Regions from separate parts of the Mus musculus genome. Here all the other regions are linked to region 1. A link is a loop called in an ENCODE intact Hi-C map of the cell type or tissue named here. Cell type or tissue: left cerebral cortex. All regions are shown on one strand.

Region 1 (4,000 bases):
TGAGAGACTGATCACCTAGCATACCCTCACTATAGCTCTGTGGGCAACATTGGGCAGAGTTCTCGATCAGCCCTTAGAAAGTGCTCACAGGTATAGTGTGTTCCATACCGCAGCTAAGGTACCCACAGTTCCAGGCTTAATATGATTGGGTGTGCAGAATTCCCACCTATCTTGGGAGCCATGTTCCCAGGAGTCGTACTGGAGGCAAGTGTAGTGCATACCAATAGCTCCATCTTCTCAAGAACCCAGGAGTTTGGAACCAGCCTGGGCAACATAACAAGCTCTCAGTTCTAAATAAATAAACTAATTTCCCCTGGGAATGAATCAGCACAGGAAATATTTCCGAAGTGCAAGGACCATGGGAGCTCTTTCCTGGGAAGTTGTTTTTCTTTTGTTTCAAAGCACACCACTGCAGGTCCGTCCTCCATTGGGGTGGAGAGCTATGAGCTGTAGTGTTTCTAACTCTGCACCCACAATCCCTGGGAACCTAGCTGTGTGTGGATTCTCACTTGGGGTGACAGGTGGAAGAAAGATAGAGATTCTGTTTTTCACAAAAATCTTTCTTGTAGATTCTGCAGCTACATGTCTTGGACCATATACTTGGAGTAACAAAGTATTCAAAGATCTGTTAAGGCCTTTTCAAGCTTTGCGTTAATTGGGAAAACTTGTAACTTCTTTTTTAATGAGGTAATAAATAACATGTCAATATGCAGTTGGGTAAGCCACCTGATCCATGACATTGTTCCCTGGGTAACAGATGGAGAATTAGATCATTTGAGTGATCTGCAGTTAGTCAGGGCTCAAGCAATAGTTAATACGTGTTAACAGTCACCTAACCTGGCTGACATTCGTTCCTTCCAAATGTTGACAAAGGGGAATAAGAAGTCTGTGTCTTAGCTCTGGCCCCTTCCCAGCTATAAGCCATCATCGAAGTCATCCCTGGTGGGCACCAGTCACAGCAGCTGAACTCGAGGCCACAGGCTAGGTGTTTATTTATGTGTTTGTTTGTTTGTTTGTTTGTTTGTTTTTCTGGCATTGGTCCATTAAGAAAGCCCAGCCAGACTACCATGGCTCCAACCAGCACATAGTAGGTTGAGGCAATAAACAGAGGTAGAGTTCCTTCAGGAGAGCTGGCTGGTGAGATCTGAAGATACAGTTCTGGACAGGGCTGGCCGCACATGGCCTGCTTCGCCTTCCCTTTCAGAACACCTGTTCCCGACTGACTCATCTGGCTTTAATCCCTCATCTCCCTCATCACCACATTGCTCTTCATTTTTTCATCCTGCTTGTCTTGGTTGGGTCGGCTGCCAAACCGTCTTCTCTAGTTAAAAATGTCTTTCGAGCACACTCGCCCCACCCACCCTACGCCCCCTCCTCTGCTAATGCAGTCTCTCCTTTGCTCAGAGTCCCATGCTCGCTTTCCTTCAGGCCTCTGGCAGCAGCTCCGTCTCCACGTGGGCTGCCCAGCTCTGAAGTCAGGGTCAGGGAAGATATCCAGAGCTCTGAGGACCTGCGTCCCACCGGCGCAAATTTTCTGGGCTGTTCCACACAGCTGCTTTTGCATCCTGCCCACGTTCAGTAGATAAGCAAAGGAAGGCTCCTGGCGTGCGGAGTCTGAGAGTTGAGTTCACAGATCATCACAAGATCCTAAATGTTCAGGTTCCTAGGATTTTATTTCTAAATCAGCTGCTGTGAATGCAGCCCTCACATTGAAGTAGTGCAGGTTTGCATGATTAATGTGTGTGTTTCCTCCATGAGGCACTTAGCAAGCTTAAGGAAATTAGAGCCACAGACTTTAAATTTTTTTAAAAAGATCTTTGATGTGTATGTGCTGTGATGTGTGAGTGTGTGTGTGTCTGTCGGATGACTACCTTAGATGCCAGTCCTTGCTGTCTCATGTATGAGAGCAGGCCTCTTGCATACTGACCAATGGTCTTCTGGGATTTTCCTGTCTCTGCCTCCCATCTCTCTCTAGGAGCCCTGGGGTCACAGGTAAGTGCTATCTCTCCTCTGCCTGCAGGTGGCTTCTGGGGATTCATGGGAGTCCTCATGTTTGCATAGCAAGTTCTTTACCCACTGAGCCACCTCCTTAGCCCTCCACTAGTTGTTCTTGATTGGAAACCTTTGTGTATATTAGGTTTCAGAATTTTACAGTGTGCAACTTCTAGCTTTCTCTTTCCTCAGCCCAAGTCAGGACTTGTGGGAGTATCACCAGGAGAAGGCTGAACAAGAGTTTACATACAGCAGGTGGGACAGATCTGGCAGGGTCAGAAAGTCATCCTGGAAATAGTTGCTGGATGCCCCACTTGCCCTGAGATGTGCCACTTAGACTCATCTCCTGTGAAGAACATTGAAATTTCATATTACCACATGACCTGGATTCTCACTGGGATGTTTTATGTCCGTTCTAAGCCCTTCCTTAAACCAAACATAGACTTTATTTCAGGAATTATCTTAGGATTCTTTGAAATTTTTCAAAATAGGGTAAAATATTATTTAATGAATTTTAATGAAAAGTAAAAGTTTGAGTAACTGGAATTTTGTATGTATCAGACTTTAGGGTAGCAGGCAGATCACAAACATACATGCACAAATGTGAATGACTGTTCTCTAATAAGTCTTGCATGTGACATTCTAGGGTCAGAGCCCCAACTCCAACTCCTCAGGCTCAAGGCCACAGTGTGGTCGACCACTCACTGGGCTGGAAGTTTTGAGAGGGGAGGGTCTGATTGCACTTTATGCCACGTTGTGTTCCACAGTCTTACATTTGGCTTAAATATTTGGCAGTGGACTAGTGCCTCCCTCTCCATCCATGTCACTGTAAGATTCAAAATAATTCCCTGCTTCTTGTTTGGTGCTTTAAAGTCAGAGAGATTTAGTTCACTGTCTGTGCTATGAGTCTGGCCGAATTAACTCTGCCTAATTTGCAGGGTTGTTGTGGAATCAGTGATTAAATATTCCAAGTGCTCACAGCTGCTGCTGCTGTTATTATTTTTACTTGTCTTGGAAGCATACGTTTCTTGGCTTATAATTTGTTATCTTGCGGTTGTAAGCTCTCGTGGTTTTTGACAATTGTGTTGTCATTGGAGGGGGGTTACTCCCATTCTTTAAAGCTAAGAGGTGCCATTCGCCATGCACTCTCAAGGATGAGTAGGCACTTAAAAGGCCTAAATGCATGGCCTGAAAAGGCATTTCATACAACAGAGCACCCTCTGCAAAGACCCGTGGCACATGAAGACTAGTGAGGTGAGGGAGGAGTTGGCCTTGGCTTGAGTTGGGCTGAAGATGACGTACTAGGAACAAACTAAGGTAGCAGGAGCCGGATCACAGCACACGCTGTAGAAGTTGCTAAATTTTAATAAATATCAGTAATGAAGTCTGTTAGCTACCTTTCTCCTTGCTGTAGCCAAAGTACCTACCAGGAAGCAGCTTAGGGAAAGACAAAGAGTACGCAGAGAAAGTGTGATGGTAGAAGCAGGGTGTGCTGGTTGGTTTGTATGCCTTGCAGAATGAACGGTCTTCACTTGCTTTCCCTGTTTTACTCAAGTAAGGACCCCAGCTTATGGGATGGTGTGCCAAGTTTACAGTGGGTCTTCACACCCCAGTTAAACCAGGTCAGAAACACCCTCAGAGACCTGCCAAGATTTGTCTTCCAGGTGATTTTAAAACCTGTCAAGTTGGCCAGTGAGATTAACCATCAGAGTTGGATTTGTGTTTTAGCATGTTCTCCTGTTCTCCATTAATTTTATGTAAGTTTTCAATAAGTCTCTGAACAAAATATGTTTTAAGTGAGATTACTGAACTTTGAACCAAGTCTACAAAGTACATGACTTCTGACTTAAGTCATGGCTGCTCTTGGTGACACGACCACCCTGATGGTCCCTCTTCTGCTCACTGCCTCATGTCCAACACTGGCATGTCCTAAGCTTTCTCATCACTTGTTTTGTTTTTCTTGCCTTGGGATTTCCTCAGTGGGTTAAATTTACAGTATCTTTGGATT
Region 2 (4,000 bases), 53 kb before region 1:
ACTAAAAGGAAAAGGTTTGGGTATTTCTGGATTTTCACAAGTAGGTGCGAGATGGCCACTAGCTTTGAAGAAAGCTCTTTCTCATCAGAAGCTGCAGCCGTGTCTTGCCTTCCTGCTATACAAAGCTAGTTTCTGAGCTTCTGAGCTGGGAGGGCTGGATGGACAGAAAGTAGGGCACGCCACTCCCCAAGTGCTGCATCCTGTGGTGGTGTCGTGTGACTATGGATGCTGGTCCTTCGAGTGTCTGCAGTGTACATATGGCTGTGCTGAGGGTTTTTTTCCTTCAGAGATACCATCATAGAAGTCGAGTCCTGGCTTTTCTCTGGGTTTGAGCTGTAGCAAGCATCTGCTGCAGGCTGACAGAAACTCCTTCAGTTCACCCAAGAGCTCTTAGGAAAGGCTTAGCTGCTTCTTTGGTTATGTGGGGTCTGAAACCTGTTCGCTGTGTATGCAGACAGGGCAGCCTGGGCTAGAGAACGGCTGAGTGGTTAAGTGCAGGCACTGCTCTTGCAGAGGCCTGGAATTCAGTTCTCATCACCCACCCATGTCACATGGCTTACAACCCCTGTAATTATAGCTCCGTGGGGATTCAAACCTCCTGGCTTCACCTGCACTCATGTGTACTTGTCCCACAACATACTTATGCATAATTAAAATAAACATAAATCCTTTTTAAAAGTGTTCAAATGTCTTGGCATATCATATTTTCTCTTGCCATAGATGGGTATGATTTTCATATAGAAGTAAACATTTAATTCTGAGTCTTTTAAATTCTGAGTATTTCAATAACGTCTCACACAGTGACAGCTGATAGATAGTGATGATGGAGTAGATGATATAAAGCAGATTAATAATCATGCTGTTCTTCCTTTGTGTTCCCAGACGATAGCCAGGCAGTTGGCAGAAATCTTGTTACGGGGCATGTGTGAGCAGAGCTACTGGAGCCCTCTGGAGGAGCCTCCCTACCAGTCACCTCTGGATGACCCTCTCCGGAAAGGAGCAAACACGAAGGCCTACACACTCCCTCGCAGAGCCCGTGTCTACTCAGGAGAGAAGTATGGGACTTGATGTCCTTAGCTGGGGACCCTGGGATGGGAAGGGAGTGTGGGAATGTTTAAGGGCAGGAGAGAAGCACAGGCCAGGTTTCGTCCGTGTGAAGTTAGACGAGCATGGCTGACTGTTGAGCAGAGGGACCTCAGCACTGTCCCTCATTCCAGCGCATGTCTCCATGCGTGAGCAGCCACTCTCCCCAGTGTCGTCTCCTTCCTCAGCCATCTGCTGCTGTGTCACTTCATGGGATTCTCTCTCCACTCATCACAGGAGCCCCAGCCATGCAGCAGGCAGAGCCAGGAGGCATTCATTTTATCAGTAATTCCTCCATCCTTTTAAAAAGTCTTGTTCTAAGTCAAACTATGTATAAGGACAACGAATAATTTGCCAGAAGTTAGGAGGAGATGTCTCTTTAGAGCGTCTTTATTTTTGTAAGACTTAAATTTGGGATCTGGCTTCCTTAGAGGAAAAGGGGTCGGAGGACTGCCTTCTCATGCCTGCGTCCTCCCTGTCAGGAGGATGGAGACTGGAGAGGGAGGGGCTGAGAGGAGCTCATTCATTGCCACACTACCCCTCGGGAGCCCTTAGGGTCCCTCCCTGCCTGTTGCTCACAGACAAGGCCTGGTGACCTTTCCCAATTCCCACAAAGAGAAAAGTGAGTTGTTGGGGGACCTCTGCAGTGTTGTCACACTGCAGGGTGCTAAGAGCAGCTGCTTTGGAAGCCCTGGGACCACACTGTGGGATGGGCTGCCTGGCTTCTGCCTCCTTATGTGGCATCTGAAATCATGTCGCATCTTCTGAGAGCCCAGTTTTCTTGGGTCAGCTACTTCTTGTCCCTTCTCTGACCCTGGCGTCTCTTCCCCGTCTTACACAGTTTGCATTTCTTATGCAGATTTGGACAAGGAACTCCATTCCTGACTTTTCCTAAGATTAATCTGGTTTTGATCTTCAATTTTCCAGCCATGCTAACCAGCTTTGCGTGAGTTGCAGGCTCTTCGTCCTCCTCAGCCCTCGTGTAGATTCATGCAGCGCCTATCCTGGCAGTCGTCCCCTGACTGAGTGTGAAGCACGGGCTCCCTCGGGAGGGGCTATCCAGAAGCAGATTTAGGATTCAAATTTTAAGTGATTTTTACATCTTCAAAACAAAGTCTAGGTTCATTTCCCACTATAGAAGCTTCTGAATGTACATAATTTTACCAAGTGCACAAAGGATTTCTGTCACTCTCTTTCTCATCCAGTGACACCTGGGTGCCTTTACCTCAGAGACAGAAACACATATTTCACTGGTCTCTTTGGTGTTTCCTAAACTGTTGTCCTTGCCACTCCTCTGACACCACTCTGATGTCAGCTTTCTATCAGTGTAAGGAGGATTCTGGGAGGTGGTCCCACGCCATGATACAAGCTTAACTTCATATAGAAACGAGGTCTGTTTGATCTCTACCTGTAACTCCCATGTAAAGCACAAAGTCCAGCTCACTGACTTAGAGTGTAGAGTCATTGGCTTCCAGTACATGCATAGTTATGAATGTATCACCAAAGTATCTCACTACTCGAAAAGTAAGACCCAGTACTCTTAGCTGTCACACCTTCTCCCAGTCCCTTAAATTCCTATGTATTTTTGGGTCTGCTTGCTCATTTCTGCCAAAAATATGTTTTTAAAAGCACTGGGATTTTGATAGGAATTGCATTGAACTCATAACTTGTGAAACAATGTAAATAATACTTTTCGTCATATAAAAATACATTGTTAAATCTTCTGGCCTGTGAGCAACAGATTATTATTTATTTATGTTTTAAAAAAGCACTTCAAACTCTTAGTTTTCAGGGTTTAAGGTTCTTTTGTTAAACATATTCCTAATTTTTTGGTTATATGCATGCACAAGTCTTTTTTTCCTTTGCTTTGGAAGCGGGTGTATGCTGTTTTTAGTTTTTATTGCAAAGGATACAATCTAGAATCATTTGGGAAGAGAAAGCCTTAATTGAGGAACTACCTAGGTCAGAAGGGTCTGTGGGCATATCTTTGGCACACTGTCTTGATGGCTAATATATATATCAGAGGGCTCAGCCCACTGTGGGCAGTGCCTTCCCTATGCAGGTGGCCATGGCTGTGTAAGAAAGCTAGCTAAGCACAACCATGTGAGACTGTGAGCTGAGAACAGCCAGCAAGCAGCATCCCTCCAGGGTTCCTGTCTCCAGATTTCTTCCAAGGGTTCTTGCCTTGACTTCCTTTCCTGTTGGAGATTGTTGCCTAGGAGTTGTAAGATGAAGTAAAACCTTTCTTCTTTAAGTTGCTTTTGATCATGGTTTTTATTCACAGCAGCAGAGAAGCAAACTAGAACAGGGTGCTGGGGACAGAACCCAGAGCAGGAGTATAGTACTGTGTAGTGCCTCAGGTCCAGTTTGTGTTACCCATATGCTCTTGGATGTGTGGCCTTCCACCGGAGCATGGTTGACATAACAGGCTCACACCCTTAAAGAAAACTATCTTTTCCCCAGCAGCTGTCAGTTGCCAGTACTTACACATTCCTCTTACGTAAAGTTGATATAGGCTCTCATACATCAGTTAGCCACCAATGTGGCCTCTCCTGTTCATTCTTAGTTATATTCTATAACTATTCACTGCAAGAATATGGAAGAAGCATTGATTTTGTATTTCAATATTGTATATTACAAACTTGCTGAATTTGTGAATTCTGTTTTTTAGATTCCTTAGGCTTATTCTGTCATCTGTAAATAGATAGTTTTACTTATTCCTTTCAAAGCTGGATACTTTTTATTTCATTTTCTTTCTTAGATGTATGATTTCTCCATTAGTGGATAGAAGTGATAAGAGAAAACATCTTTTTCCTTTTCCTATTGATTTTAAGACAAGGAGAGCAGCCAGTACCTTTCAGGTTGATCCTGGTGTTTGCTGTAGACTTTTGAAGATGCGCTACACAGATTGAAAACA
Region 3 (4,000 bases), 61 kb before region 1:
TGTAAAAACAGAATGACCCCCACCCTCCCAATCATCCTGTCAGCTAATGGGCTACTGAACGGAGGAGACGGGCTTAAAACACTGATGGCCAATCAACATTGGAGAAAGACTTTGATATCTTTAGCTATCAAAGAAATGCAAATTAAAACTACTTTAGATTACATCTCACCTTACTCAGAAAGGCTGTCATCAAGATAACAGAGGACAACAAATGCTGATGAGTGAGGTTTATTGACTGTTGATAGAAATCCGTGTAGAAGTCCCTCAGCAACCTAAAGACAGCCACCATATGACCCAGCTATACCATTCCTGAATATGTACCCGAAGAACTCTTAATGAACCAGAGATATTTCCATGTCCATGTTTATTGCTGCTGTATGCACAGTAGCCAAGATATGTAACCAGTCTAGATCTCCTTCAGCAGAATATAAAGTGAAAATGTATAGATATACACATGAATACATACATACAGCAGAATTGCATTCAGCTATGAAGAATAATAAGGTGACATTTGAGGGAGAAAATGTGTGTGTGTGTGTGTGTGTGTGTGAGAGAGAGAGAGAGAGAGAGAGAGAGAGAGAGAGAGAGAGAGAACATGAGACAGATGAAAGAAAAGGCTTTGATTCTGAGATGGGAAAGAAGAGAAGCACCATTTGGAGAGGGAAGGTATCAGCCAGAGGAGGATGGAGAGAATGTGAGGGTGGAAGAGGGGCAATGAGAATAAGGGATAATGACATGTATTTATGAAAAAACGAACCCATTATTTATATGTTAACTCAAAGTTTGATTTAAACAATTGAAAATAAAAAAAGAGGAAGGGCCAACTGCTGGAGAGCTGGAACCTTCAAGGTTGTACAGACAACTGTGGGGTAGCACAGGCTCGCAGGAAGTCAAGCCTGGGGGTCACAGAGAGCCCTGGAATGATGAGAGTCTAGAGAACAACAAACACGCATAGAAAGGGGAAGGGAGAAGGCACAGGAGTGGGTGAAAGGTAGAGGAGACTCCTCCCACTATGAAAAGGGGTGAGTTTGACCATGCATAGGCCAAGGGACACTGCAGCTCTGCCTGTGGGGCTGGGCACAGCAATGGCACAGGGATCAAAGGTGGCCTGGCCTGCCAGGCTGAGCACACAGCTGGTCCTAAAGATTGCAGGCGCTTTCCTCCCTGGTCTTAGCTGAGTTGTTGGAGCTGCTCCAACCTGGGGGAAACACACCCAGCACAGAAAGCAAAGTGCAGGAGACGACCCAGGCTCTGACACCTTGCCAGAGTGTGCTGCTTGATCCTGGCAAAAACCTTACCGTAGTGAGTTCTGACATCATCGTACCATCTCAGTCAAGGGCGGTGAAATGGAATAAATGACCTCCTGTCAGGAGTCTGTGGAAACCCTCAGAACCAGGTGTTCTGATGTTCAACTTTGAGTGGAAACTTTAAGCAACAGTTTGTTCTAGCTATTTAATGGGCCTCAGCATTTTAGGGACAAACTAATAGTTTAGAAATATGAAAGCAATCATGTGGGTTTTTTTTTTTTTCATTTTCCTCCTTTTTCTTCCTTGCTATCATGATTAAACATGTAGCTTTTTTTTTTTCTGTTCAGTGGCGAATAGGAAGTGATTGAGTAATATCTGACTTTAAAATGTTTGTTTGTTATAGACTGTTTGGTGAGAATTGAAGAACTTGGTATTTAGGGTGCTTGTGACTATTTCTAATATTTAAAACGTGGCACCCCTTCCCTGCTGTTCTGGGATGCCACCCTCATTTGACCAGCCTCAGGCCTGCGCTACTCTGCCACTGCTCTGGACTCTTTGTTTAGGAGCAGAATTCTTCTGGGCTGAGCAGAGTCTGATTCTGAATCCTGAACACAGTCTGGGATCCAGCTGGGGACAGCTCGCACTCACGCCAGAGTCTTCCTCTGCCAGGACCTCTTGCAGATTTCCCCTCAGCAGGCTCAGCCTCCTTCTACCTAAAGATTTGTACATTCCTCCAGCAGAGGGCCTCCGTCTTGCGTGGGAGAAACCACAGCCAGCCAGAAAAGGGAATTGGGTTTCTCTCCTCATTATGTATCAGGTAGCAGAGGGCAGAACATCAGGCACAGGGCTTCTTCACCTGGCTTTAATGGATTTGCTTTCCGGTTTGAACCAGTACCTAAGAAGCATCTATCTCATTAGCTGTCCTCACCAGAGCATAGAATTTATGCTATTTGTGTGTGTGAAGTAATTTGAATATCAGTGCACAAAATACACATGTGAGCTCTTGGATTCGTATTTGTTCCTTCCTCTCAAGCCATCTCTGCTTTATAGAGCTCATCTTTCTTTTGTCCAAGGTGGTGACAGCATGGTGGGAAGCTCCCAGTTTGCTCTCTTGCCACACTTAGAGCCTGAGCAAACCCTTTCACTTCTTGACTCTGTTGGATCATTTCTGGCTAGAAAATTCTGTGCTTCCATAACTCTATAAATAGTTCGTTCTGCAAAGAGGACATAGGAGACGCCCCAAATGACCAGGTCCTATTTGTAGCCTTCCCACAGTTACAATATTTAGCTTTGAAGTACTGTTCAAGGTCTAATTTCCACCATGGCAAAACAGTTCTTTCTGTGGTCTACCAGAGTCTGTAGTGACATCATCTCAGGCATGTCCTTGTTTCATGAGTTCAGAGGGCTGCCCTTTATGTACACGGTAGGCATTTAATTGGTGATATGGAAATAGAATTAGCTGTCGTAGCCGTTCCCATCCCTTTTTAGCTGTGACTGTTTCCTCCCCTCAGATTACTCCAGAGCACTGAGCTTCAGCCCAGAGCAATGTACGTTGTTAGCCATGAACTCGAATCCCATACAAATGAGTGGAGGGACAGGCAGGTTAGGCTGCATGTCCCAGGCCTACTCCCTAATTTTTGTTCATGTCTCCAATGAACTTCCTTAGTGCTACTTAGAGTCCTGAGCACAGGCTTCTCTTTTTATGCTAGCACAAAGCTTCTGACCTGATAACATCTCATCTGTGTGGGTGAGAGGGCTGGGGGGATATTTACATACTGAGCCAATTAGTCAGTGTCTTAAAGTTCTGGGCTTGTTGTTGTGAATGAGAATTCGGAGAAGCCTTTACCCCTGTGGCTTGCATCTTACAGAAGCACATTTTTATCTCAAATCTTTGCATGATTTAAAATGCAACCCAGACAAGAGCCAGATACCTTGATCATCTGTCACAGCCTCCGGAGTCTGGCTGACAGTCTTGCACCTGCTGACCCGTTCTGTGGCTTTTTGGAAAGATGAGATGTGTTCTAATGAGTGTGTTATAAATATCACTGAGTTCTGTCATAGATGGTGGCAGTGCTCAATGTAAAGGAAATGGCTGGGAGGTGTTCCCAGCTAAAGAGGCCAGACCCAGCGTTCCGAGAGAACAAGTATGGCCTGGATATATTGACCAGGGTGTTCTAAAGAATGCTGTGCCCTGAGTGAAGTGCTTGGCTAGCCTTGTCTTTGTGGAGCATTACGATGCTGAATAGACCATGTTCTGATCAGTCAGGAAGCCCAGGAACCAGTCAGCACACAGTGACTCAGAGAGTGAGTGCTGTCGGCCCTTTGCTTCTTTTTATCAGTTCAGGGTCATAGGGTCCATGGGATGGACTTAATAGGCAGGGATTTCTGTTCTGAACGATGAGAGGGGATTAAGCAAGGCTGTCGCTCCTTTTTCATACCCTTTCTCCTTCTGCTCATGAATTTCCAGCAAGAAGCCTTATCCACATTGCATGCAGTGCCTTGCTGAGTTGAGTCCTCAACTGCCCAGTGACATCATATTCCTTTTAATGAAAGTATAAATTCCAGGACCACTCTGGGATGGGGGTCACTGTATGTTTGAAAATAGATTCTTGTAAGGTGTATCTTACCTTTTTCTCTTCACCTCAGGACTGATTTTTAGATTTTTGTCTCCTTAAGGAAATTAGATTAGATCTAAAAAGCATACACACAAGAAATTATCAGTGTCGGGTCAGTTGCTCAAAGACAGACTGATA

Evidence for each region. Peaks named below come from ENCODE experiments on the same cell type or tissue, not always from the same donor. Only the 100,000 strongest peaks of a DNase experiment are listed, where the experiment ranks them.
Region 2: it touches region 1 in a loop (2.6-fold over the local background); 4 of 42 quality-filtered maps call a loop at or near these places.
Region 3: a loop joins it to region 1, with 2.1 times the contacts of the local background. A loop is called at or near these places in 4 of 42 quality-filtered maps.

Annotation. Positions count from the first base shown.
Region 1 is chr12:100,358,852-100,362,851 of GRCm38, reverse strand. All of the region lies in intron 15 of Ttc7b (tetratricopeptide repeat domain 7B), which reads left to right. Among named protein-coding and RNA genes, the nearest start is that of Gm51958, 11 kb to the right of the region's middle. In left cerebral cortex, a CTCF peak has its summit at 1,998; a DNase peak (open chromatin) is centred at 1,362; H3K27ac peaks cover 3,312 bases.
Region 2 is chr12:100,412,190-100,416,189 of GRCm38, reverse strand. Ttc7b (tetratricopeptide repeat domain 7B) reads left to right here. Exons shown (of 20, transcript NM_001033213.1): 7 at 883-1,055. Among named protein-coding and RNA genes, the nearest start is that of Gm51958, 65 kb to the right of the region's middle. In left cerebral cortex, no CTCF peak of the experiment used is centred here; DNase peaks (open chromatin) are centred at 189, 1,271 and 2,095; H3K27ac peaks cover 2,500 bases.
Region 3 is chr12:100,419,705-100,423,704 of GRCm38, reverse strand. The region is part of intron 5 of Ttc7b (tetratricopeptide repeat domain 7B); the gene reads left to right. Among named protein-coding and RNA genes, the nearest start is that of Gm51958, 72 kb to the right of the region's middle. In left cerebral cortex, a CTCF peak has its summit at 1,984 (motif pointing right); DNase peaks (open chromatin) are centred at 1,999, 2,666, 3,162 and 3,491; H3K27ac peaks cover 3,119 bases.